Regions from separate parts of the Homo sapiens genome. Here all the other regions are linked to region 2. A link is an interaction called in ENCODE POLR2A ChIA-PET data of the cell type or tissue named here. Cell type or tissue: IMR-90. All regions are shown on one strand. Links, peaks and the distances in the headings refer to the core of each region. The heading gives the core; the rest is flanking DNA.

Region 1 (8,623 bases), core at 361-8,360, 730 kb before region 2:
AAGCTGTGATGAGCAGAGGAAATTTGGGATGTGCAAATTCTTAACCATTCTGTCTTTTAGAATGGCAGAAGAGGTTCAAGTTTACTTCACCAAATATAATACAATGACTTAAAACAACAGAATAGAAAAGAGTGCCTGTATTTAAAAAATATAAAAGGTATTACAGGATAAGTTAAGGGGACTAGAATAAAAAGATGGTTTAAACATACAACACACGCAGTGTTGATTATGAAGAAGGCACCATTATTATTTACTTTCTTTTCTAGCAGAAACAAAGTATGTTATGTAATATTGTATGTAAAGCATCACTTGATGCTATTCTGCTAAAACACTAAATAATTTTCTAGACTCACATTTTTTTCAAATTCTCATCTTACTTTTGAAAATCTTGGGATCTGACCTATATCTATAGTCTCTTTTTCACTTATACGTTTATTTCTATATTCACAGAACAAAGCCTCTCTTGCTCTTTTCCCATAACTAATTGCTCTTTCATAACTAATTCAAGTCTTCTTTGAAGGTGGTGACTTTTCTTCCCAGTAACCACTTAGGCTTGCTTTATCAATGAGGACCAATCCATATAGTATATCTCTCAGTGAGCTCATTTTCTAGAAGTGTGACAAACAATAAAGATGTTAACTCCCTTTTATATATATTGGAAATGGGCTTAGTTAATTGTATGCAATAACTTAATGGATATGCAGGCAAATGGAATAAAGACTGAAATAAAATCTACATCTTAAATCATGGTGACCAATAAAAACATATTGATTCATATGTGTCTATATCAGACACTATGTAAAAGTAATAAAGTAGGTGAAAATATTTTGTAAATTCCATGGCACTGTCCACACATTACTGTGATTGTTTTCCCTTTAAGACATCGCACTGAGAGTGAGTTAAATAAGATGCCAATTACCTATTGGAAACGTAGCCTTAATTAGAGTTGGGAACCCCCCCTCTTTGTATTAAAGGGCAATAATGATGGAAAGACCTGCTACATGTGGGATCTTTCTTTTCTTTATCCTAAGTCCGTGATGCTATTTGGGTAATAACTGATGAAAGGACTAGGGTGCCAACCAATTTGCAGTTAAGTGGCTAATTAAGACCCAAAGCAAAGCTGCCAGGAGGTTGGGTCTCTTAGCTTTAAAGTGACACATAAAAGCAATTACGATGGGGCTGGCTTTGCTAGGACATATTTAAATTTGGACAAAATTTGGGCCAGTTATTATTTTATGTTAATATATTCCCCTATAAGACTCCATCAGAGAGAAAGGGGAATTATTTAGGACATAAGAAATAATTAGAACATTACTTGAATTCTCTGAACTTCAGATATGAATAAAAAGCAAAACTGTAAAATTAATTTTATGTTTGCAGTTATAACAGGGTACTATATATATGTAATTAGATTTCCTAGTCTCAGAGGAAAAGGGGATATGTGCATGAAGCACATTATTATTCAAGAGGAGAAAATCTCTTAATTCTTGGGTGTGTTGTCACCTGTCTGTCATATTGCATGAGTGTGACACCTAGCCCAGAATGGCAAGATTTTTAGAATTGTTAGATTTAAACTTGGGACACTCAGGTATTACATTTAAATATAGCTGCTCTAATAGCACAGGGGGGAACAACAGATTCTTTCTGGGTTTAAAAAGGTTTGAAGTTGGTGAGGAAAAGTAGAGAGAATTTGAGAAGATGAAAATTATAACACAAATTATCCATGTATAAGGGAATGATGGTGGGAGAGTAGATGACTTTTAAAATCATAGCTCCAGGAGAATCTTAGAGTTGTGGGGAACCACAGTCCGTTTAAACCTTGCTCTGTTGATTTATGATGTCACCATTGAACCCCTTGATGGCATTAAATCCTTGTAATTTGCAGTTGCCTAGCATATTTTCCACACACAATTCAATAACTCATTGTGTAGCTACTTCACACACACATATAAACACACACATTAGTGTGAATATGTATGTGCTGAATATGTAGTCAGTGGAAACCATGATTTTGTTGTAATAATAAGTTAGGTTAATAAAATACACGAAATCATGGGCTGGATGTGTAGTCACTGTATCACCAGCTTTGTCATCAGGCATCCTAAGGGGACAGTACTCCATGTTATTATAAACAGATTTTACCTAAATTTTGTGTATATTCTTTTTAAACATTGAAGAAGCAAAATTGTAGGGTCAGCCAAAAGTCATTATTGCAGGAAATAAATGAGATTGCACAGAGATAAATAAGGAAATATATTCAATTCACCTAAACATTACAGTAATAGGATTAGAAAATAACAGAGTTATAAATACTAACCCTTCAGGGATACATTCTTCTGCCCTAAGAGGTATGTGGATGGATCTCCTCACTGTCCAGGGAATCTCTGTTCTCTTCCAAAGAGCCTGGGAATGGCCAGTAATTTTGACTCCATAAAGCCGGGAAAGAGAAGGTTTTGGAACCTTTTCTTTAAGTCTATAATACAACTAGTCATTAGCATTTCTGTGGGGGTGAGAGGTGGTGTTTCGACATCTCTTATGCTAGCTTTTAAACTGACTTCTGTAATTATTCTCCAACGGAAACATGAGTGCCAGCGACTTTCTGGGGAGTTATTTTTATTTCTATTTGAATATTTTAGCTACAATGCTGGATATGCACTGCTGGATCTCTGAGAATGCTGTTCTAAAATGCTATATTTATAAAATGACCAAAGAGCACATGCTGCCTGGATTAAATTTATCCCAAGATGAGAGGTTTTATCTCTAATCATCTGCTTATTGACTAATCTGGGTGCATCTTGGGCAGGTTTGATGGTTGAGATGTAACAGGCTAACGTGATCCAGATCCTAAAGGAGTATTCCTTTGTCTTTGTCTTTGTCTTCCTGAAACATGGAGAAAATGAATCTGGCTGCTCTGAATTCATCATGACTTAGAGTAGCATCCTCATTGAATGAGACTGCCAGTTTGAGATGAAAAAAGTGGGGTGCTCTTTTTAAAGCAGCACAATATATGAGATCACAGAATTACATAGACTCTCAGAAAGATATTTTTAAAAGAAGTAGGATAGCTTTTCCACAATGTGTTTAAAATCCACATTGAGTATAATTCTGAAGAATTATACTTAATGTTCCAGCAACATTGTATCCTCATCTATACTGTGGCCCAGGTCACATGACAGTGTTATTATTTTCATCAGTCTCCTATACCTAGACTGTGAGCTCCTTGAAAAAAAGGAACCTTTAATTGCAACGTTTTTATTCCCATCAATATTCTAAACAACATCAGGCACATTGTAAGCAATCACTAAATATAGCTTAAGAAAGATTGAATGCTATGCTGTGTTTAAGACACTTATTAGTGAGACAGATTAGATAGATAGACAGTAACATGATAGATAGATAGATAGATAGATAGATAGATAGATAGATAGATAGACAGACAGACAGACAGATAGTTAGATAGATATCCCTGTTACTTGTAGTAAATTCTACCATGGGACTGCCTTTCTTTGCACTGGTGTTTACTTATAAGGTCTAAATTAAGACTAGATCTTGTGTCTTGCAGATCTGCGTTTTATGAAGTCAGGAAATTAGTAAGAAAGTTCCCCATGATAGACTTAATATCCCAACCTTTCTCTTTGGAAGATTTTAATGCCAGCAAATAAAAATTAAAGAATTTTTTAATTTTAAGAATCTAGAAATTCCTGACAAGTTCTGGAGTGAGTATAGAATCATTTGCCTTTCTACTATATATATATTAGGGCCCATTAAAAATTGTAAGCAGCTTTACTGCTGGCTACATTTTCTTCTAGGGTTATTTTCTTTTCTGTTGAGTAATTCCTTAATGCCCAGGGAGTTAAACATTCTGATGGAAAGGAAGTACTTATCATTTTCTGAGATTTAAAGCTTTGCTGCAATGTTTTTCTTGATCTTGTAATTTTAAAGTGCTACCTGTGTAGTTAAATGTCTCTCTCTTGATAAATTTATTTCAGTGATATTTCTAAGGTTACACATGTTTGCAAACAGATGTTGCATAAGAAGACTCTAACTCTAAAGCACTTTCCACTTCATTTTGCTATGTTATCTTAATATATTTTTAGAAGCTATCTGAACTTTTGGACTTTTCTAATTCTCATTGCAATACAAAATCATATAGTATCTAAAGAAAAAGAGAGAATCAAAGATATGTCAAGCTTGGTTTGGTTTGGTTGGTTTGGTTTGGTTTGGTTTACCCCTTGGGATGACATGAGCATCATCTCCAATATCCAATCAACATTTTCAGAGGCACATGAGAATGTCCACCAAAAAGTGAGATTATTTTAAAACATTTTATGGCTGCTTTTAATATTTCTTCACTAATGAAAACATGTATCACAGCTATTACTGAATATAGAAAAAAGTATTTTCTTGATTATTAAATGGTGATATCGTTCAATTATAAAATCTTCTCTTGAGATTAGTACACAATCAGAGATAACTTAAAAGTTCTAAATAGCCATTTTTTTCTTCTCTTGCTTTTGTAAAAAAATCATAGACATGATCTTTGAATCTTCATTAATTCTACTCATCCAACGTCTTATTAGCCTTGCTCCAGATGAGAGCAACCTTTGGAAATGGTCTGCTGTTCTTCAATATCATAGTGATGTATTACCTAACAGCTAACACGTAGTTTCAGCAGTTTGGTATTTTAAAGAAAGTTGCCAAAACGGATACAGCATACAGAGACTTGAGTGTGTGTGTGTGCATGTATATGTAATCCTAAAATGAAGAGGCATCTATTCTGGTAATAGCTGTGTACTTGAACCCATCTACAGTTTGATTGTACATCAGTTATGATGTGTCTCTTTCTAACAGGAAGGATACAGATCTTGATGAATGGCTAAAAGGTAAGATCATTCTTAAAGGTGTGAGTGATTAATAATGGCCATGCATAGATTTTTTTCTAAGAGTGTAAATAAAATATATCATTCACATGAAGGGCAGGAGTTTGGCAGGATGATTCATAGTGCATTTGAAGGCATAAAAAGTCAAAGCTAGGGTCTCTTCTAAGCATGTAAAAGAGGAAGCCAGTTTCACCATTTAAAATATATGAGTGGATGTTGGTATAGAAATCACATGCCTTATGAGATACTGAAGACTGATTTAATTTTTTAAATTGTCACCAATTAAACAAAATAAAAATTTTCTCTTTTAGCAGCTAAAAAATGATAGTAGTACAGGGATAAGAGATAAAAGATGAGGGTGGCTCTTCCATGCTATAGCACTTGGGCCATATACTTCAATCCAACCAAGATTTGCTATATAGCTTTTAGATTAGTGGTTACTGTGGAAAGAAAACACTTAAGCTGCAGTATTAGCATAAAGCTTCACTCTAATGTGGTTAGCATTCATACCAAAGTACGGTGGAGCCCTACCTATAAAGGTGTTAACTAACACAACAAAAACCAGAAAGCTGTTCTTTGAAGAAAAAAGAATTACTTCCAGTGGTGATATCTAAGTACAGTAACATCAGTGTACATGATTGATCTTTGTTTATTCTCTGCCAGCAGCCTAAAGCTCATGATATTTCAAAATGTATAAGAACAAGCTTCATGATGATACAATACTACACATCATGCTCCTCCTATGGCCCAGTACTGCAGAGATTGTACAATGCCACAGAAGGAAAAGGTCTGGACCCTGGGGCTGAGCTGTGACTCAGCTTATCTCCTTTAAGTCACAAGTGAATGGAGAAGCATATTTGTGCCTTTCTAGCATGAAGTGCAAATAACTATCATTATAAACTGTTAAAAACAAAATAATTTTTTTAAAGAGGAGGATCTCTCTCTGTCACCCGGCTTGGAGTGCAATGAAGTGACCACAGCTCACTACAGCCTTGAAATCCTGGACTCCAGAGATCCTCCCCACCTCAATTTCAGTAGCTGAGATTACAGATGTGAGACATCACAGCCATCTATCTTTTTTTTTTTCTTTTTCCTTTTCTGTGGAGATGAGGTCTCACTATGTTGCCTAAGCAGGTCTTGGAGTCCTGGTCTCAAGCCATCCTTCTACCTCAGCTCCCAAAGTGCTGGGATTACAGGTGTGAGCCACCATGCCTGGCCTAAAAAGAAATGTTGATGGCTGTCTAGGATGCTGCGTCCACTAGACACAAAAACAAGAGTCATCATTTGTACTCCTTTAAGAATGAAGACTTAAAAGTCACTGATTTTTTAATTTATTGACTTAATGGCCTATAAAAGATTTCACTAATGTTATTTTCTTCATTTAATTTCTCTCCCTGTGAGAACATGGGGCATATAGCCTGGGTATAGTAGAAGGCACAGTGACATTCTCTCTCTGTAGTTATCACAGCCTTCTCCCTGTGTTCTTTGACTGCCAATGTTCCCTGCAAGTCTGTCTCGTATAAACAATCCAAGCATGAGCCTTATTGATGGACAAAGATATGACAAATACACTGACACAATCAGAAACACGACTTTTGAATGTGAAGGGCAAAAATTTTAAAATACCAAATGACCACGTCAGAGGTGAGACTTCACTATATCGAGGTCTTCATAGTATTTTGGAAACATAACCCCCTTTGAGAACATCTAAGATGTCAATATGCTATACCGACTTAAATACAGCAGACTCTGCCCCTCCCCCTGTTTCTCATTATTTCACTCTCAAAATTCACATTTTGAGGATCATTCTGCTTCTGGATGAGGGAGTACAGGTATGTGTGTACATCCTAGGCATGGATCTTATGACTATCTTCAGCTTTCTGTGGAGGTAGGTTTAAAATTAGTTCAGTTCTATTATGTAATAAGTTTCAGGATTTGGGAATCTTTGGGTAAATGTGGAACATGTTGCTTATAACACATATTCAAACACAGAATTCAAAGGTGTGTCTCCAGAATAGAAATGTTTAAATTATTGTCTGTATCTGGTAAGCACTCTCATGAGACACTTCCATGTGTTGTACCATAAGTTCTGTCTCCAAGTTATAGTCTCTGGGTAAGTAAAAAGGAAAGCATCAAATGGATCAGATAAATCAGAACTAGGGAGGTGGTGGTTAGGAAGGTAGCTAATAGTAGATGTATCAAAATGTTACAATATATTTTCTTCCTCTAGAGTCCCTTTTTAGTAGCTAATCATGGTGATGGGAGACTGTAGTACCATCCACTTGGGAGGCTGAGGGGGGAAGATTGCTTGAGCCCAAGAGGTCAAGGCTGCGGTGAGCCATGATTGAGCCACTGAACTCCAGCTTGGGCAATCTTGTTTCCAAAAAAAATCATTTTTAGAATATATCTATTTGCAGATTTAATACAGACACTTTATATATTCTTTCATCAAATTTTAAGGAGAATGCACTAATCCGAAAGACAAATGTTATTTCTATATAATGTGAGTCATATATAAGTAATTGCATTATGGTCTGTGGGAAAATGAAATATACTAATTAGTCATTAATCAATTTAGTAAATACCTAAAACTTTTTCAGAAAATTTGGCTTTTTTCTATGGCCTTTTCAGAAAATGAGAGTGAGCAAGTCATTTCCTTCTTTGTCTCTTCCATCTGCTGTCCTGCCATGGTAGTGAGTGAGTCTGTATGATTGTCTTATTCATCCCGTGTGGCTTTGTTGATTAGGGATTTTGCTAATTCTCCAGATATCATCTATTTGGGTCCTTCCCAAGCTTCTCTTTTTCCTGTCAAGATGACAACAAGATGGTGTATATATTTGCAGATGAGAAGAATCAAATAATTGAAGTTATAAGACACACAGCCATACTTACCTTGGATTTCCCTAAAGGTGATATTCACTAAAGTCTCTGATTTCATACTTTATGTGGGGGACACAGGAATTCTTCCATGTGTTAATATTTTGCTTTTTATCTTGCTCTGACCATCACCACCTGTGTCCTTCTGCCTAATTTCTCAACTCCTCAGGATCTGGAAAGACTCCATATTTACCTGGGCAAAAGACTTTCTGTGCTGAGGTTTCTGACTATGGAGTCTCTAACAGTCTCCAATTTAGAACGGCTGTTACTCCCTTGTTTTGTTTTCTTTTACTTTTACATTCTTCTTTCATCACTATGGTACCATTTGTAGACTAGCTCTCATTTAAGAGGCAGCCAGCTCCATAACTTAGCAAATCAATGAGTCTCTCACTGAATTACCAGTATGGAGATAATCCTGTAAAATAGTGAGATAAGGAATCAATCTCTTTCTACTAGAATGTGCTCAGGTTTAGTCATTGATGCAAAATACTGTGCAAAAGTGGGAAACAATTATCTCTTAGAATTGGAATTAGCACTTCCTTTCAGAATGTAGTCTTACTTCAATTTTAATTGTTTTAACCATGTTTTGTTTGATTCCTTTGACTCAAAACACACAGACCAAATAGATGTTTCAGTGAGAAGAGTGTTTACAGAACAATTCAGGTAAGGTATTCCCAGATTGACTGGATGCAATTTTAATGACACAATCATCCTCAAGTGTGCACCAACTCCTAGTGCATTCCAGTGACTTATTTATCAACATCACAGAACACAAGATTTTTTTCCTCTTACTCTCAATATTTTATAGTAACTCTTTGGAATCACTAAAAAAATTTTTAAAAGAGTAACACTTCAATAAGAAATAT
Region 2 (8,623 bases), core at 110-8,109:
TTGTCTCTTTTACTCCATTCCTGCAGAAGAGAGAGGGCTAAACTTAAAGAAAAAAAAAAGGAGGAGGAGGAGGAGGAGGCACCCCCTTCGTATTCTTCTTATCGTTATTTTATACATATATGATTTTTTTTGGAGGGAGGGTGTTGGTTGCCGGCTGAAGAGCACTTATTTAAAATACTAAAAAAAGAACATTTTTGGGCGATCTCCAGGGTTTTTTTAACTAGCTCTGTGTGTTATAGCAGAAGAAGCAGAAGAAGGAGCAAGAAAGAGGAAAAGAAGAGGATTATTTATTCGACCTACTTTGGATGTCTCTCTCGCTTTTCCTTTTTCCTTTTTTTGGCAATTATTTTCTTCTGATTTTTATTTTTTCTATTTCGCTGTGATTTCGTCGCCGGCGTGAATTATCCCGTATTTTTCTCCCCCTTCCGTCACCTCCCGAAAGAAGAAGGCAGCGAGAGCCCGGCGCCACCGGCACAACAAAAAGAGCAAAGTGTGTGATCTTCCTCGCCGGCTGCCTCCCGCTCTCCAGCGCTGCCTTCCTGAATGGCTGGCTGCGTCCGGCCCTGGACCTGGCCCCCCGACACCCGCGCGCCCTGATCGCCGGCGGCAGCCTCGCCCAGCGCCCTGCTCGGCTCACCGCGCTCCCCGCACTCCCGAGCCCGGCGAGGGCTCCCGCCGGGACAGCGGCGGCGCCGCGGGCGGCCCCGGCCTCCGCTCGCGCTCCGGCTGCGGCCCCGACTCCTGCTCGGACTCCGGCCCGGGTCCCGGCTCCTCCAGCGGCGCTCGCCGCAGCAGCTCCGGCGGCAGCTCCAGCGGCGCCTGCAGCCGCGACCTCCTCCTCCTCCGCCGCCGCCGCCGCCTCCGCCCTCGCCGGCTTCCTCTATGTCGGCTCAGCCCGCGCGCTGCGCGTAGCCCGAGCGGCCGGCGGGCGGGCGCCCGGCGCGGGTGAGCGACTGTGTGTGCGAGTGTGTGTGTGCGCGGGGGTGCGGGCGAGGCGGAGGGCGAGTGTGTGCGCGCGCCGTGGCCCATGCCCGCCGCCCCCGGCGCTGCGCCCCGCGCCGCTCCCGGCTGCCGCCTGTGCCATTTCTGATTTTGCAACTTGGGGAAGAAGAAAAAAGCGAGAGAAGGGAGCTTGCTCGCCGGGGGGTGGGGAGGGGGGAAGGAGAGCGCGGCCCCCCCAGGAACGGAGCGCGGGGGGAGCGGGCGAGGGGAGCAGGGGTGTTGGGGGGGGAGCCTGAGAGCCTGGGGGGGCTGCAAAAAGAGAGAAAGAAAACAGCAGGAACCACAACAAAACGCCAGCAGGGCGGGCGGGCGCGCAGCAGCAGCGGGGCGGCCGAGGCAGTAGCGGCGGCAGCGGCGGCGGCGGCGGAGGCAGCGGCCGGTGTCCGGCTCGGGCTCGGCTCCTGCGACCCCGGGGCGCCCGGCGGGCCCCCCGCCCCCTCCCCCTCCCCCCTTCCCCTTCCCCTTCCCCTCCCAGCGCGCCCGCGCGCCCCGCGGCCCTCGGCGAGCAGCTCGGCTCCCCCCAGCGCTCCCCGGGCCCAAAGATATGGCAATGGTAGTTAGCAGCTGGCGAGATCCGCAGGACGACGTGGCCGGGGGCAACCCCGGCGGCCCCAACCCCGCAGCGCAGGCGGCCCGCGGCGGCGGCGGCGGCGCCGGCGAGCAGCAGCAGCAGGCGGGCTCGGGCGCGCCGCACACGCCGCAGACCCCGGGCCAGCCCGGAGCGCCCGCCACCCCCGGCACGGCGGGGGACAAGGGCCAGGGCCCGCCCGGTTCGGGCCAGAGCCAGCAGCACATCGAGTGCGTGGTGTGCGGGGACAAGTCGAGCGGCAAGCACTACGGCCAATTCACCTGCGAGGGCTGCAAAAGTTTCTTCAAGAGGAGCGTCCGCAGGAACTTAACTTACACATGCCGTGCCAACAGGAACTGTCCCATCGACCAGCACCACCGCAACCAGTGCCAATACTGCCGCCTCAAGAAGTGCCTCAAAGTGGGCATGAGGCGGGAAGGTGAATATTTCTTCTCTGCTTCTCTCCCCGCGCTTCGCCCGCCTCCCTGGCTCTTTCTTTCTTTCTCGCCCGGGTGGTTGCTGTGTGGGGCTGGGGCTCCTGTGGTCCCGGCCCGTCCCAGCTTTCCTTCTCCCGGCTGCCTTCCTCCCCCGGCGTCTCCCCCCGCCCTCCCCAGCTCGCTGCCGCTGCCTCCCCCTCCCGGCCTGCGCTCATCTCCCCGGCTCCCCCACCCCGCCCGCTGCCTGCTCAGGATTGTGTCCCTGAGATCGTGAGCTGTGGCTTAAAATCCCCTTCTTCCCTCTGTCTTGGATGTGCTCGGTGTGTGTCTCTTTCCCGCGTGTGCGTGAGGCTGCTTGGGGCTGTGCTGGCATGAACTTGGGGAGGGGTGCTTATTTCCCCCAGAAAACTCTGTTTCTGTGGTTTTTTTTCATTCCACTTTTCCCTCCACCTCTTCATACCCTTTATTTAAAATGGGGGAGGGCTGGGGGCTGGAGTACCCTGAACCATAGATTCATTGCTGCCATCATCCTTTTGGAAGCTTAGCTCGGAAAAAGAGGAGTGAGATTTATTGCACTTGTAGGTCTAATTAGGGGGGAAGGGGGGCTTCTGGCCCGTTCACTGGTTCCCTCTCTTCTTCACGGAGCTGGGGCCGCCTCCTCCAGAGCTGTGGCCTTGTTTTCACCCCTCTACTTTGAAAGGAAAGTTTGTGACTGAACCGTGCTTTCATAGTTGTGTCATTTTTTTTAAAGCATGATACTCGTTTTATTTCTTCATCAAACTCCACCCTCTGCTTAAATACTGCATACAAATTACAATTTACAACGGCATTTACCGATCCTTCTGATTTGGCCGTAATGCATAGACTGCAGCTAGCATGAGCTTCCACATCATTTAATCCCTGTGTTGTATGGGTTTGTTTTTTTTAAAAAAAAACACAACTTTTGATGTTGTATTTGGATATGCTTCATGTTCATGTGGCAAGAGATGCAGTACTTTTCTTATAAATATATTTAGCCGTTTACAGTTAAAGTTTATCTCTTGACAATCATTAAAGATGTCTTATAGTCAAATTAGCGAACCAGTCAATTTTGCAGAATGCAGATTACTCCTTCTTGTAATTGACTTTAAAATTATATTTTATATGCCACAAGAAAAGAAATTGAATTCCTTCAGATCTCAAGGAGCAGACAAATATGACTACTTCATTTCTAGCTCCAGGGAGATTTTGTAGGCATCTGAAAAAAAAAAAACTTTGAATTGTACTCTCACTTAATTGAAAAATAACTGCCAAGTTCAAAACTATAATTAGAAAAAAGTATTCTAGGCATTATGTTTCAAGAGCTTCAATTGCACTGGAACTTGCATTAAAATTAGAATCAAAGCAAACTTAAGAAAATAGAACAAAACCTGAAATAAGATAGCTACATGTACATGAACATATCTATATTAATTTGTTGGGGGAAGAGTTCAGTAGCCCTAACTTTTCCTAAAGTTGTCTTTGTTTATATGGCAATTTAAAACGCTGGCACTGTTGAAGTAAAACATACACATTTAAAAAAAAAAAAAAAAAAACTTTGGTCAGCTTTAAGAACTCAAAGCATGCTTACGTTTTGCATTCAGATGGTTAATGAATCCAGTGTTTTTGCAGTTGAAAGCTCGTGCATTCACTGGGCAAAAGCTGGCTGCAGGTTGCAGTGGCACCGCGCAGGACAGACATTAATTATATTTCCTACTTTTTTCAATAATGTTTGGCTACTGTAAGTTCAACTTTTTTTCTTGAAAATTTTCAATTTTCTGTTGCTTTTAATAGTGAGAACTTTGTATGGGGCGACGGGGAGGAGGGGAGAAGGGAGGGGTGCAGGATACTTGTTCTCTACTCAAAAGTTGTAAGTGGTTAGTAGGATATGTAACTTGTGTCTATTTTAAGAATTATTCTATAGCATTTTAAGAGAATGTGGAAACATTTTATCAGCAAAACGCTGCTTGCTTGCAAATGAGGAGGCCGCTAGGCATTTGCCTAGAACCACAACCTTTCTCCGGTTTCGCCTTTTTTTAACCCTGATTTTTTTTTTCCATTCTGGAGGGGTGAGTGGGGTTTCATTTATCTGTGTGTTCCCCCGTGGTGGCTTAGGGGTTGGATGACACTTTCTTGACCTTGCCAGGGTTGGGGCCCTGGAGTCAGGCCTAGCTCCGGCGGGGCTGACGTGGCCAGGGGCTCAGGCAGTGGCTGGACACACTGAGCTGTGGAGCTGGAGGGCCTCACCCCAGATCTCCTAGCGGTGTGGACTGTGAGAGCGAGCCGGAGAAGATGCGCGGGGCGCGTGTGGCTGCGGGAAGAGCTTCTGCATTGTGTTGGGTACGCTGCGGCGCGGCAATGTTCGCAAGCTCCCTGGATGCACATTGCCTCTTTTCTCTCTTTCTTTTTGTCAGCGGTTCAGCGAGGAAGAATGCCTCCAACCCAGCCCAATCCAGGCCAGTACGCACTCACCAACGGGGACCCCCTCAACGGCCACTGCTACCTGTCCGGCTACATCTCGCTGCTGCTGCGCGCCGAGCCCTACCCCACGTCGCGCTACGGCAGCCAGTGCATGCAGCCCAACAACATTATGGGCATCGAGAACATCTGCGAGCTGGCCGCGCGCCTGCTCTTCAGCGCCGTCGAGTGGGCCCGCAACATCCCCTTCTTCCCGGATCTGCAGATCACCGACCAGGTGTCCCTGCTACGCCTCACCTGGAGCGAGCTGTTCGTGCTCAACGCGGCCCAGTGCTCTATGCCGCTGCACGTGGCGCCGTTGCTGGCCGCCGCCGGCCTGCATGCCTCGCCCATGTCTGCCGACCGCGTCGTGGCCTTCATGGACCACATCCGCATCTTCCAGGAGCAGGTGGAGAAGCTCAAGGCGCTACACGTCGACTCAGCCGAGTACAGCTGCCTCAAAGCCATCGTGCTGTTCACGTCAGGTGAGGCTGCGGTCGCGGGGAGGGCAGGCCGCGCCGGCAGCGAGCGCAGGCCCCGCGCCGCCCGGGCCTGGCCTTCGGAGCCTCCCGCGCGGCCGGTGCGGGGCGGGCCGGGCCCTCGCTGGACACTGAGCCTGGCCCGGGTCTGTGACCCCCGCGCGGTGACCGGCTGGCCGCGCCGCTGCCATCTTGGGAGCGCGGCGGTGCGGGAACCGAGGCGGCGCGGGTGCGGCCGGCGGGCGGCCGGGCCTAGTCGCCCGGACCCCTACGTGGGGCCGCGGCTGCCGAGGGTGTGTGTCTGAGGCGGGGGGGCGGTGCTGTGGATCCGTCTGGCTGCGCGCGCGCGCGCGCGTGTGTGTGTGTGTGTGTGTCTCTGTGTGTGTGTCTGTGTGTGGTGCGTGTTATGTGTGAGCCAGAGCTCAGCGTTTCTGGGGGAGGCGAGGGAAGGAAGAGAACGTGGGAATGTGGCTTCTTACCCTGTGTGGCACTCTCCTTGAATGAATTTCCCGACACAGAGAGACACAGAGAGAGGTGGAAAGAGAAGAATACGCACAAATAAATCATAATAATCCCGCTTTATCGCTGCCTGATTTTCCCTTATCGGAAACCATTCATGTTTGCAGTTGGTGAGGTTATTGAGGGTCGTAAAAAACGGATTCGATCTAAACAAGAAAGATAAAAAACAAAAGCAATGCTGTAGAACCCGCAAGTATGGGAGGATTCCCCGCCTGAAGATGAATTCCAAAGCTATGCAAAACACATGAACACTGGAAATTTAAGAGTGCCTTAAAAAATATCAAATTATGTGTAGGCAGTGGTAACATGCATGTTAACAATTTCTCTTATGATAGATGGTTCAAATTAACTTCCAGAAAAGTGCATTAACGTTTCCTTTGAAGGGCTCTGGTCTGAGCCTCCGAGAACAATCCCCGCTTTTTATTATTGTAACCTGTAAGAGGGAAACATATAAACACCCAGGACAGCAGGTAATGGGGAGAAATAGAGACAAAGCCAGAGAGGAGGCTGGTGGCAAGTAGTGCTGCTTAGACTGGGTCTTGGGCCCTGCCCACTGTGAGTAGGGTTAGCTGCAGTTTTACCACCATTATTGGCAGTATTGTTTTTAATTCCTCCATTCGGAGAACAAATAAACCATCCTAATAAATCTATCCTAGAACCAGGCTTTCCAATGGCCAAATTAAAACCATTCTTGAACAGGGATAGCAAAATCCCTTTCATAAGGCCTTGTTGAACAGTAAGCAATGGTATAATCTATCAATATTTCTTGGCTTTCATGTGTGAAGAATTGTATTTACATTGTATTAAAATGACTCCTAAATTTGCACAATATTGTAATGTAGCAAATGTAGTATTAATATCGATCTGAACAGCAGATAATTTATTTAGACAAGAGCATCTCATTTGTATGCAGGGTGGCCAGAGCAATGGACTTGGACTGCCCCCCTTTTACTTTCAGTGCAAATGCAGGTCTGCTAGTGAGAGAGGGAGTTATTCTTTCCAAGAGGATAAAGTGCAAACCTTAAAACAAATGGAAGATTTATGGAATAGCCTCCTCCGTATTTGAATGCATTTTATCTTAATAAGTCTTCTTGATGGAAACGTGTTTTTCAAAAGTGACAAAGAGCCTGGGAAGCAGCAACCAGGCTGCCTCAGCTCTGGCAGGCCTGGGGCCTGGCTGGCTCTCTACTACCAGGCTCTTTAGCCAAATTCATCAGGAAGCAAGCCAGTGTCAGGGAAGCTGGGGTTTGAAAATCTCATCCAGCGAGGTGTCTTGAAGCAGAAATGTGACTTGGAACTGGACAGACGTTTTCTCAGGAAAGGTCTCTCCTCTCTTTTCCTTACACCCCCTAAGGTTCTTTGAACCCCCTTGACTTTGCTAATCTCATGCCCTTTCCCAGAGAGAGGTGAGGACTGTGCAGGCTGCAGGGAAACACTGTGGAATTATTCATGCTTTCCTTTTAACTTTCCATACTAAAACATTCCTGTGAAAAGTGTTCATTTAAAAAGTTTTCCAAGGAAGTTTCTTGAATCAAGTCTTCAAGGTGCAAAGAGTGCCTAGAAATGAACAATAACATTATTTTGTTGGAAAATTGCAAGCAGAATATCTGAAAATGGAAATAGAGCTGTCAGTAGTAATTCACCTCCCCCCTCCCATGCAACACATTTCCACTTTTGACTAAACTTGTTTTGATTGCTAGCCAGAAGGGAATTCATGGGAAGCCTTCTCAAAGTCATCCAACTTTTAAGCAAACTTTGAATGATGGAAAAGACAGTTTTAGACATATTGTCCAATGTGGTTTGCTTTGGCTAAGTATTTGAAGCTGGCACGGGGGTCCCCCGTGGTGGTTTTCACATTTGGCCTCCGGATGGTATGTTTAATCCTTAATATTCTGGACTGCATCCAAGGACTAGGTCATGACCTGAACTTACTTTTTAAAAAATTCATTAGTTCATACACCTAAATATTCCTTCAAATAAATGAGACTTTCTCTGAAAGGAGCCATCTAGTTAACATAAATACAATAAATCCATTTTCAGCACAATAATAACTTTGATTTCTAGTTATGGCAGCTGATTACATCTATATTTCCTGAACACTAAACTCTTCTGAATGCACAACATGAAATACATTCTCTGCACTACAAAGGCTAGGCCAGGAGGGCCTGAGCAGTAATGGTTATTTATTTACATAATTTCTTTTCCATACACTGTAGAAGAAATATTGAGAGTTCCCACATTGACACTACCGTATAAAAAGTGTGACATGGATTTTGCACATTCTGCCTCATTTTCTTATCTGGGGTATAACTCATGGAGCATAAATATATACTGTATTACACCCCCTGGTCACCTAGCTTTGTCACCACAACCCCCTAGTTGATCTGGGAGCTCATACCTTCTGTCCACAGTTGAGGGAATCCTGTTGCAAAGGGGTGAATGAATTTCCAGACTGGGAAGCCAGGCCAGAACCAGGGCTCCTGCCGGAGGGAAGCCACAGAGCTAGCTGGCTGGTACCTGGCAGGCAGGCCCAGCTACAGGCATTCACCTCCAAAGGAGGGAAGAAATGGAAGCAACCAGCACAGGACCCAGGCAGGCCTTTCCTGGGCTTCTTGTCTCTCTTGGAGCGGCCTGTTTGGGAGTTGGGAAGTGACCTTGTACTCCAGGGACCCTAATCATAAATGTCAGATAGATATTTTACTGAGCTGAGGGGATGCCAGATGGATCTTAAAAAAAAAAAATCTGCCGGGATACCAAGGGGCCCTTTTCACATTGCATTGTCTAGGGCTGAGAATGATCCATAAGCATGCAGGCAGATAATGCATGTAAAGCAAGCTCTATGTAATTATGGGTCTGGGTCTGAGTGAGGGTCATTCATCAGGGCCAGGTTAGCAAGCAGGGCCAAACTCACGGTCCCCTCTCTAAGCAGCAAAGCCCCACAGAGCTCTTGCTGCCCTGGCCCTAATAGCCATAAAGTCTCATTTGGCTTCCCATATCAGACCAGTGTGGATATACCCAACTGGCTGGCTGGAGTAATTAGACATCTGAGAGGAACCTAGTCTGTATCTGAGGTCAAAGGGGACTTGCCTCAGAAGTTCTTGAATTATCACTAGTTTTATTTGTATTTTTGCTCGAGGCCATAG
Region 3 (8,623 bases), core at 188-8,187, 140 kb after region 2:
GAGGTTATTCCTCTGTTACATTCTTATCCTTTAACTGCATTAGAATTGACTGTAAACATAAACAAAAGCCACCGGTGGGCAATTAAATTTGAAGAAGTAGCCCATAAAAACTGGAATATTCAGCATGTATAACAATCAGTTACACAACATCTGATTTAATAGTTAGATTTTAAGCGTTCCTCTTACAATACATGTTAAATGTTCTCAACAAATCATATTCTATAATGCAGTAAAATGACAATTTCAATGTAGTCTAAGGCTGGTAGGACAAGAATATTAAAGCAAATTAAACCATAATCTTTCATTTACATTTAGAGGTTAAAAATCTGTAGTCATTTGTGACAAGAGCTTTCAAATGAATTTGCCATTCCCAAAGTCATCTCAGTAGACAGGAAGGAGGAACTTGGCATGTGACCAACAAATTATGAGAGAGCAACACCTCAAGGTTAGAGGGCACTGATGACTTCAACAAATCTCACCAGCTAAGGCAACAGATTAAGCTGGGGGATAGGATGCCCTACAACCTTAACCTGTTAATACCTTTAAATTCTTAAGACTGACCTCTAGTCTGCTCTTTCATATTAGTTGTTAGTTACACTAATTACAGCTTAACTGGTATTGTTGGCACCAGTTTTTCTCCCAAAAGACATGTAGAGAAAGGTTATCTCTAATAGCTTCAAATAACTTCAGCCAAATTCTGTTGTGCACATGAGGAGCACCTACCTCCAGTTTTGAATGGGTCTTTTATAGACATCAAAGCTAAGACACTAAAAGCAATGTGTGTTTGTGGATTCTATAAAGCATTTCATAAAGGAAGCTGTAAAAATAAGAACAGTAACTTCTGTAACTAGAACTTTAGAATGGTTTAAAACAAGGTAATTTGTTTTATTTTTTAATATTTATTTTCAACAAACAGTGGCTGGTGATGTCATATACAAGGAGCTAGTTATACCTTATCGATGCTAGTGAAGTAAAAATACTTGGCCCATGAAATCCCGTCAAAATTTATGGTTTTTAAAAAGGGATAATGAAATTTCTATCACGACCTTTTAGAGCTGTTTTAAGTTCAACATTTACATTGATGTTAACCTAAGATTCCATGGAGTTGTGCCTAGGATTCCAAAGCCCATTTACAAAGATTCAAATACCATCTGTGAAGCTGCTGTAAATTACTCTGTAACATTAATCTTTAAACAAGGCACTAAATCAGAGTAGAAACATACCACAGAGATTTAGAGCAAGAGTCATAACTGAATTATTGAGATTAATGTAAATAGCTTCACGTATAAGAATTGCAGGTTCTTAATATCAGACTGTTTTTGCTTTGAATGAAACATAAGATTTCTTCTAAATCTTAAAAATAAATTACTAATTTCTAAATGACACTGACACTTTTTTTTTTCATGCAAAAAGAAGAGTAAAAATGATCGGTGAATGGAGTTGTTAACCTAAGGGTGCTCCGAGTTAAGAAATATATTAACAAAAATCTGATGATGCAAAATAGACACAGTAGGGAGCAATTAACATTACCAAAAGAAACTTCATTTTACAAAAGGGAATCTTTAAACCAAGCCTAGTCTTCTCAAAAGACGTCCGCCAACAGATACTTGACTTAAATGAACTCTTTGGGGGAAACAAAGTCCTGTAACAGTCAATTATAGTATCACGTGTCATCACATCCAAGACACCATTGATTATAAGATTCATCATTGCTTTTTATATCATTTCAAAAGAAAAACATTGCCAATTAAGCTATGGCATGATGCTTTCTTATCACTTATTGCAAGATGTATTCAAACTTTAGCTAGTTAAAATTATGTCTTGTAATTAATGAAATAAAATATTTTATGATAAATTGACTTTTCTATCAATATATCAAATGATGAAACTGTTTTTGTGAGAGCAAGCTAATTTTGAAATATAGTCACTAGGTGATACAGTAATCCTCCCTTATCCCCCAGTGGATGCCTGAAATCATGGATAGTACCAAACCCTACATATACAGTGTTTTGTTTTATGCATACATACCTATGATAAAGTTTAATTTATAAATCAGGCAGAGTAAGAGATGAACAACAGTAAGTAATAATAAGATAGAACAATTATCACAATATGCCATCATCACTACTCTTGCCCTTTGGGGTCATTATTAAGTAAAATAAGGATTATGTGAACACAAACACTATGATACTGCCACAGCTGATACAATAACTGAGACAGCTATTAAGTGACTAATGGGAGGTTGGCATATATGGAGTGAATATGCTGGACAAAGGGATGATTAATGTTCCATGAGGGACAGAGTAGGATAGCGTAAGAGTTCATCATACTACTTAGAATGATGCACAACTTAAAACTTAAGAATTGTTTATTTCTGGAATTTTCCATTTAATATTTTTTGGCCATGATTGACTGTAAGTAACTGAACCTGTGGAAAGCAAAACTGCAAATAAGGGGGGAACTACTGTATTAAATAAGTTTGCTCTACATAAAGCACTGAAAGAACATTAACCGTATATTTTCTACCTTCTCTGAGGATATAAGAGGAAGAACAGTAGCTGGTATAGTGATTTTAGTTTGCTTGACTAATTTATGGACGAATTAATACCCCTATCTCTTTCCACTAGGGATTTAAGGCAGACTACAAGAAAATCATAAGCAACAAAGTTATTTCAGAAATGAAAAACAGAAAATCAGAACTGCGGAAAAGAACAAAAACAAGAGCATTGTAAGAATTTAATTAGATATAAACATAATTTATGCATAACAATCTAGGTTCTGGATATTTATTTTTCACTGCAATTTCAAAATAAAACATGTTTATCAATGAGATTTTAGGGATTCCTTTGCCTGAAGCTTAGGAACAAATGAGATGACAAATGCAAGGACCTTGCTAATCCCAAAGAATTTCTATAAAACAGATTATTACAATCTACTGTTACTTGTTAAAAAGATAGATACCAAATGAAAGTATGATCAAGACAGAAATTAAATACTGGTAAGAATAACCCCAAAATATTAGCAGCTCTCCCTTAAAAAGATTAAATTGGTTGTACCAGAAGATAAAATAGGATTAATATGAAGAACTAACAGACTAAGTCTCCGTATGCTTACATGTCCTCCTGGTCTGTGGTACCAATGCCAGTAAGCTATCTTAGGATATAGGTAGGTGGATAAGGGGGCTCATGTCAGAGATTACAGGTTCTGAATGAAATGAACAGTACTGCAAGAAGGCCCTCCACATAGCAGGCCTCAGGCTTTATGTGGTAATTGGTTGATACAGCAAAAATGACTTGGGGCACTGTGCTAACATTGAGGTCTATTTCAGAATCATAGATTCGAACATCAGTCAAGTGATGGATCAGTTCTAGTGTTTATAATATTGGATCTTCCTATGTGCAATATCCTACACTTTCTCTTTTCTCTGTATCAGAAACCTGAGATCTAATTGTGGCCTGTATATTAAATTTTTCAAGAAACTGGAAAAATTGACACAAGGACGATGGTGGACATATTCAAAACTCTTCTCTGGGGAAGCATTTCTCTTCAACTCCATATAGTCTTCACTGGGCTGTCAACTATAATACCATGCCCTACCCCCAACCCCCTCATAGATATGGGTACTGGCTCAGGCTGGCCAATCACAGCCTGCCCTAATATGTGACCTCTTTGGCTTCAGTGATAATTAGATGCTAGGGCAGAGAGAAGGCTGTTTCTCTAGGATTATGCTGAATAGAAGTTGCTGCGACTGCCTGTAGGTACTCTGCCTGTTTGTTTGAAAAAGCCCTTTCTGTGAGAAAGAAAGAATGAGGCCAACAGGCAAAGAAAAGTACAAAGAGAGATGGAAGGAGTTTGGATGACAGAGTTTGAGTCCCAGGATCTACTGATCCCAGAAGTAGATCTACATCTGGGGTTTTCAGTTTACATGAATCAATACTTTTTCTTTTTTGGTAAGAAGCTTGAATTGGGGTTACGTAACTTAAAATGAAGAGTCTGTACTAGAGTACAGTAACTGAAATGAGTAGATTATATTCAGCTTCTTTTTCAGTGCTCTAAAACATGAGCTTGATATTCATGTATTCATGTTTGAATTCATGTCTACATATTTGAATATGTAAAATTACTATACAGTAAATTATAATAGTGGCATTTTAAAATGCTAATATGTGTTTAAGGGCAAGAAGTTTCTAGATTATCCATGTAAATGCTGTAGATCACTAAAAGTGGTAGGCAATCCAAAGTTATTCATATTCAGTTTTCTAATACTTTATAATAATGATGGAAGGAGGGGTAGTGGGAGAGAGGGAGTTTATTCTCCTGATTATGTTTTTCCTGGCATAATTAAAAGTAGTTTGCATTTGCTGAGAAGATACTAGTTTGGTAGTGGGAAAAAGTGGCATAGAAAATATACCAGGAAACAAGGAAAAGCTAGTCTAAGATTATGGTTTTTTTGTGGATAATTTCCCAAATAAACAATGTATTCATAAACAACTGAAAACTAGGTATAGCTATCTCTCTTGGGTAAGAGAGCAGAAGCATTGGACAATAACAGGGTTAGTACATGCTTTTACAGAAGACAATGTGAAAATTCATTCTGGAAAAGCATTTACTAACCCTTTTAAAATATAATATTTAAACTACAACATGTAAACCATTTTAAGAGCTGGTTGGAAAACAACTCATCTGGCATTATGATTTGGATGAGCTATATTCTACCTGAAGTTGAGTTACAAATAACTCAAAAACCCTCAGTGTTCTCAGAATAATTACTTAACTTCCATTTTCTAAATATTCTTATTAAATTCCAACATATTTAACTTTTAGGAACCTTAAGCTATGAGGGTATATACCTTCTGGCTCTTCTCTGTAGATGGTAAGGGTCTGAAAAGGCAATTGCCCAGTGGAATGCACTAAACATGAGTCCACTACCTTGAGCAGACCTCTCAAAATTATTCACCTAACATGTTTCATTATATACACTTTGGGGATTATCAGAAGTAAGAGATATTCTTAAGAAATAGATCTATCAGTGCTGGGTTCTAATAGATTTTTGGCCTATCTGCAAAAAAATTCACCTGCTGAAACAATTTATGCTAAAAAGTGTCACTTGTATTTAAAAACAAAGTATGGTGTCAGGACTCATGTGTTTATTCATAGCCACTGACACCAGTGAGTCTGCATGACTTGGGGGAAAAATGAATCTTTTCAGAATTCTGCAGTTTTATATGGACTCATTTTAGAAACTGGACTCTCATTTTAGAAAGTTTTATAAGGATCAATATATACATTAAGGATTTCAGTATTCACAGATGGAAGCAACAGCGGACTTAATAATTACTAAAGATATATATATACGGTTTTCTCATTTCACAAAAAAGTATAATTAAGAACTGCATTGTTCTTTATGCCTAAATAGTTTTCAATAATTCTTACAAAGGTGGTTGGTTTTTTTTTGTTGTTGTTTTCAGAATGATTCTGACCAGGAGTATATCAATCATTTTAATTTCATATGAGAATAAAATGCAGAAGAATTATCTTAAGTCAATTGTTTGATATAAAAATGTATTGATATCTATTTCATCTCCAGTATCGTGCTAGGCATTCTCTCATATAATGAGCTGTGAACAGAACAGTTTGACTGTGTTCCATGATAATCAACAGAGTTTCTAATCAGATACATGTTTTTGCAAATGAAGGCAAGAAGGCTTTTACTTAAGAGATTGTCTTGTGTCTGGTGGTTTCTTCAATTTCCAACACTTTTCAGTAGTTTATTTATGAGATTATAATAAACTTAAAGAAACTGATTAACAGTTTTTTTTAAAATCAAAAGCCTGATGGAGACAATTGACTCTTGATAAGAACAGGCCAGTGGATCTGCTAAACCATTAATTTCTCTGGACTTGCTGATCCATGGTGCCAAGGCAAACCATCGAGAAGCTTTACACCAGTACTAAATTACATTAGTTCCTGGAAGAAAGGCCGTTAGAACCTTAGAACTTAGTATTATGACTTAGGCTATTTGACATAAGTCAATATAAAAACCAGTCACAGGAAGAATTATTTTTTGTCTTGAATGACAACAACAACATCATTAACAAACGTACTACAATTAAATAAATGATCTATTGTGTTGTTCAATGTCTTTTTGAAAGACTGATATATTAATCTTTAATGTTAAGAAAATATTTCTTCTCATGCATTTTGGAAGGCTCAAGTAATTATATACTGAGAACTATATAACTTTTTGGCTATGGCTGTATTTTTACCACTACATTTAACTCTTTATTGCAGTAACAAATTACAGTCCAGATTTTCAGTCAAAATAAACTCCCTTCACTTTTCCTCCCCTTCCTGACTTTTGGTCATGTCTCTCTTGCTCTCTGTCTGTCTTTCTCTCTCTCCTCACCTCGCTCCACTCCTAGTTATCCTTTACGTTGTTCCCCGTTCTTAAGAATGTTTCCATATATTTCCACTGAGTTCTTTGCTCCTTTCTTTGTGTTGTTCCTCTGCCCATTCCTCTAACACTGGCCGCTTGGTGATGTAATCCTTGATTTTCTCACTTCTTTCCTCTCTCAAGCTTATGTGCTTCTTGTCTAATTCTGAATCTTTAGTGCCTAGCCCTTAACAGGTGCTAATTAGATATTTGGTCACTGAGGATGAAGTATAGAGGTACAATGTTACTGCTTACATGAATATGAAGATGCAGAGCCTGGCGGAAAATCAGGAGTTGGTTTGGGACCACAGCAAGGATGTCTGGGAAATGGCCAAACATTGCTATGGTGAGTATCATCATTTTGCTTGTTGTGTCCTGGAGTATTACATATGGTCTACATAGCCCATATTTCAAATAATATACTTAAAATATGTATACTGATATGTGTATGTACGTTTTTAGGAGAACAACATAAATGAGAAATCAAACAATTGCTTATAGTTTTAAAAGTTAATAATATTTGCAGGAAAATTAGCAATATAAAATGTCTAGTTAGATAATGTAATAAAATGAATATGCATATCTGTAATTAGGATAGGTAGTTTTATGGTGAGTCTTAGAATGCACATGAGAGTAAACATGCTAAAGATTTATAAGATGTTCCACTGAATACATGGAATCGTTGTTGTCCTCATTAAAACAATAATTAAAAAATCTACACTTACATTTTAGTAGAAAGTGGTATTTCATTTATATATGGTTTTATTTCAACTGTAGTATCACTGGATCAACTGTGAGAAAATATTTAAATCTCGCAAATTCAAGCACCTTCTGTTTCTTAAATGTTCACATGGTGTATATATGTGCACAGAGAATGTTCACTAAATAAATTGTTTACTGACTAATGCAAGAAACTCAGTTTAAAAATAAAAATGATACAATTTTTTATGGAGCATGCCATTTCTGGAAACTCAAATAAAAAGGATAAAGATGCTTTCACTTCTCATTTAAAGTGTTACATTTTTGTTAGTATTTTACTTAAAATTTCTTGGCCCAGAAGACAAAAATTTATGGCTGCAGATTAACTACTTTAATGATGTGACACAGAAGCAGCAAAACGTTCTTTTTTCCCTATGGTGTTGGAGTGATTGGCTTTTCAGGGGAGTAAAGAATAACACACTAAATCCCTGTATGGGGAGTCTTTTTTTTCCCCCATCTCTTCTCTTTGGTTTAAATGTCAAAGGTAATACATATTTAGCAAGCAGACTGGTGCCAAAAAAAAATGTTTGAAATGAGGTGATCATTTATAATATCTGTATTATTTAATGGTTGATTATTACAGAAATATTTACAGTAAATATATGTAAAAAACTTAAGAGTCTACTTGGATTTAGCAATATTATTAAAACTGTTTAAGAAAACAGTCACTGTCTAAACTTGTTCTCTTCTGTTTTAGCTCTGCTTTTCATAAACACAATGACAAATTAAAGGCAAGTCACCTGACTGTTCAGTACATTAGCTTGATAAACTTAGTGGCTGACAATTCTTAGCGAAAAGTGACACAGCTTTCTTAATAAGTTCACATATCAACTTTTCTGGGGAAATTTAAGAATCATATCTCTATCAAAATATAAAAATTTTCTTCCTAAGTGAGACTCTCATTTTACTGATGAGAGTTCAATTGTCCTGCTCCGAAAATACAGATAAATAAGAAGTTACTGTAATTCTTCAGCCCAGAAGGTTATTGGTTGGGAGAGAAGAAATTTTATTTTTTGTAAAATTTTCCTGAGAAGATAACCCTAGAATGGTGGTATTATTTGAATGCAGATCTGGGACTATTTGACTCTGTGGCTAATACTCTTTCCTTTCCATCATACCACCTTATTTAACTCCTTTGTAGGAAACAACAAAGTCTCTCTGCCTTTCCAAACCTATCCCTGATCACCTATTTTTTCCTCTACAGTAGGGGTAGTAGGTGTTATTGGGTGAATTGTGTCCCCCACCAAATTTATGTGTTGAAGTCCCAAGCTCCAGTATCTTAGAATGTGACTGTATTTGGAGATAGGATCTTTACTGAGGTAATTAGGTTAAAATGAGGTCATTAGGGTAGGTCCTAATGCAATATCACTCACAAAAAGAGGAAATAGGGACACATACATATACAGAAGGAAGACAATGTAAAGATACAGC

The links. Peaks named below come from ENCODE experiments on the same cell type or tissue, not always from the same donor. Only the 100,000 strongest peaks of a DNase experiment are listed, where the experiment ranks them.
Region 1: POLR2A ChIA-PET joins it to region 2 with 10 read pairs; 3 of 35 experiments call an interaction of 5 or more read pairs at or near these places.
Region 3: POLR2A ChIA-PET joins it to region 2 with 11 read pairs; 6 of 35 experiments call an interaction of 5 or more read pairs at or near these places.

Annotation. Positions count from the first base shown.
Region 1 is chr5:92,851,341-92,859,963 of GRCh38, forward strand. No RefSeq gene overlaps it. Among named protein-coding and RNA genes, the nearest start is that of LINC02058, 84 kb to the right of the region's middle. In IMR-90, for the core only: no CTCF peak of the experiment used is centred there; no DNase peak of the experiment used is centred there.
Region 2 is chr5:93,583,478-93,592,100 of GRCh38, forward strand. It overlaps NR2F1 (nuclear receptor subfamily 2 group F member 1), which reads left to right. Exons shown (of 3, transcript NM_005654.6): 1 at 1-2,009; 2 at 4,440-4,967. The coding sequence starts at 1,547. It also overlaps a transcript of NR2F1-AS1 not described here. Among named protein-coding and RNA genes, the nearest start is that of NR2F1, 4.6 kb to the left of the region's middle. RefSeq lists a silencer at 795-874. In IMR-90, for the core only: a CTCF peak has its summit at 6,412; DNase peaks (open chromatin) are centred at 4,004, 4,264 and 5,374; H3K4me3 peaks cover 6,779 bases; H3K27ac peaks cover 6,772 bases.
Region 3 is chr5:93,722,730-93,731,352 of GRCh38, forward strand. All of the region lies in intron 10 of ARB2A (ARB2 cotranscriptional regulator A), which reads right to left. Among named protein-coding and RNA genes, the nearest start is that of POU5F2, 15 kb to the right of the region's middle. In IMR-90, for the core only: no CTCF peak of the experiment used is centred there; no DNase peak of the experiment used is centred there.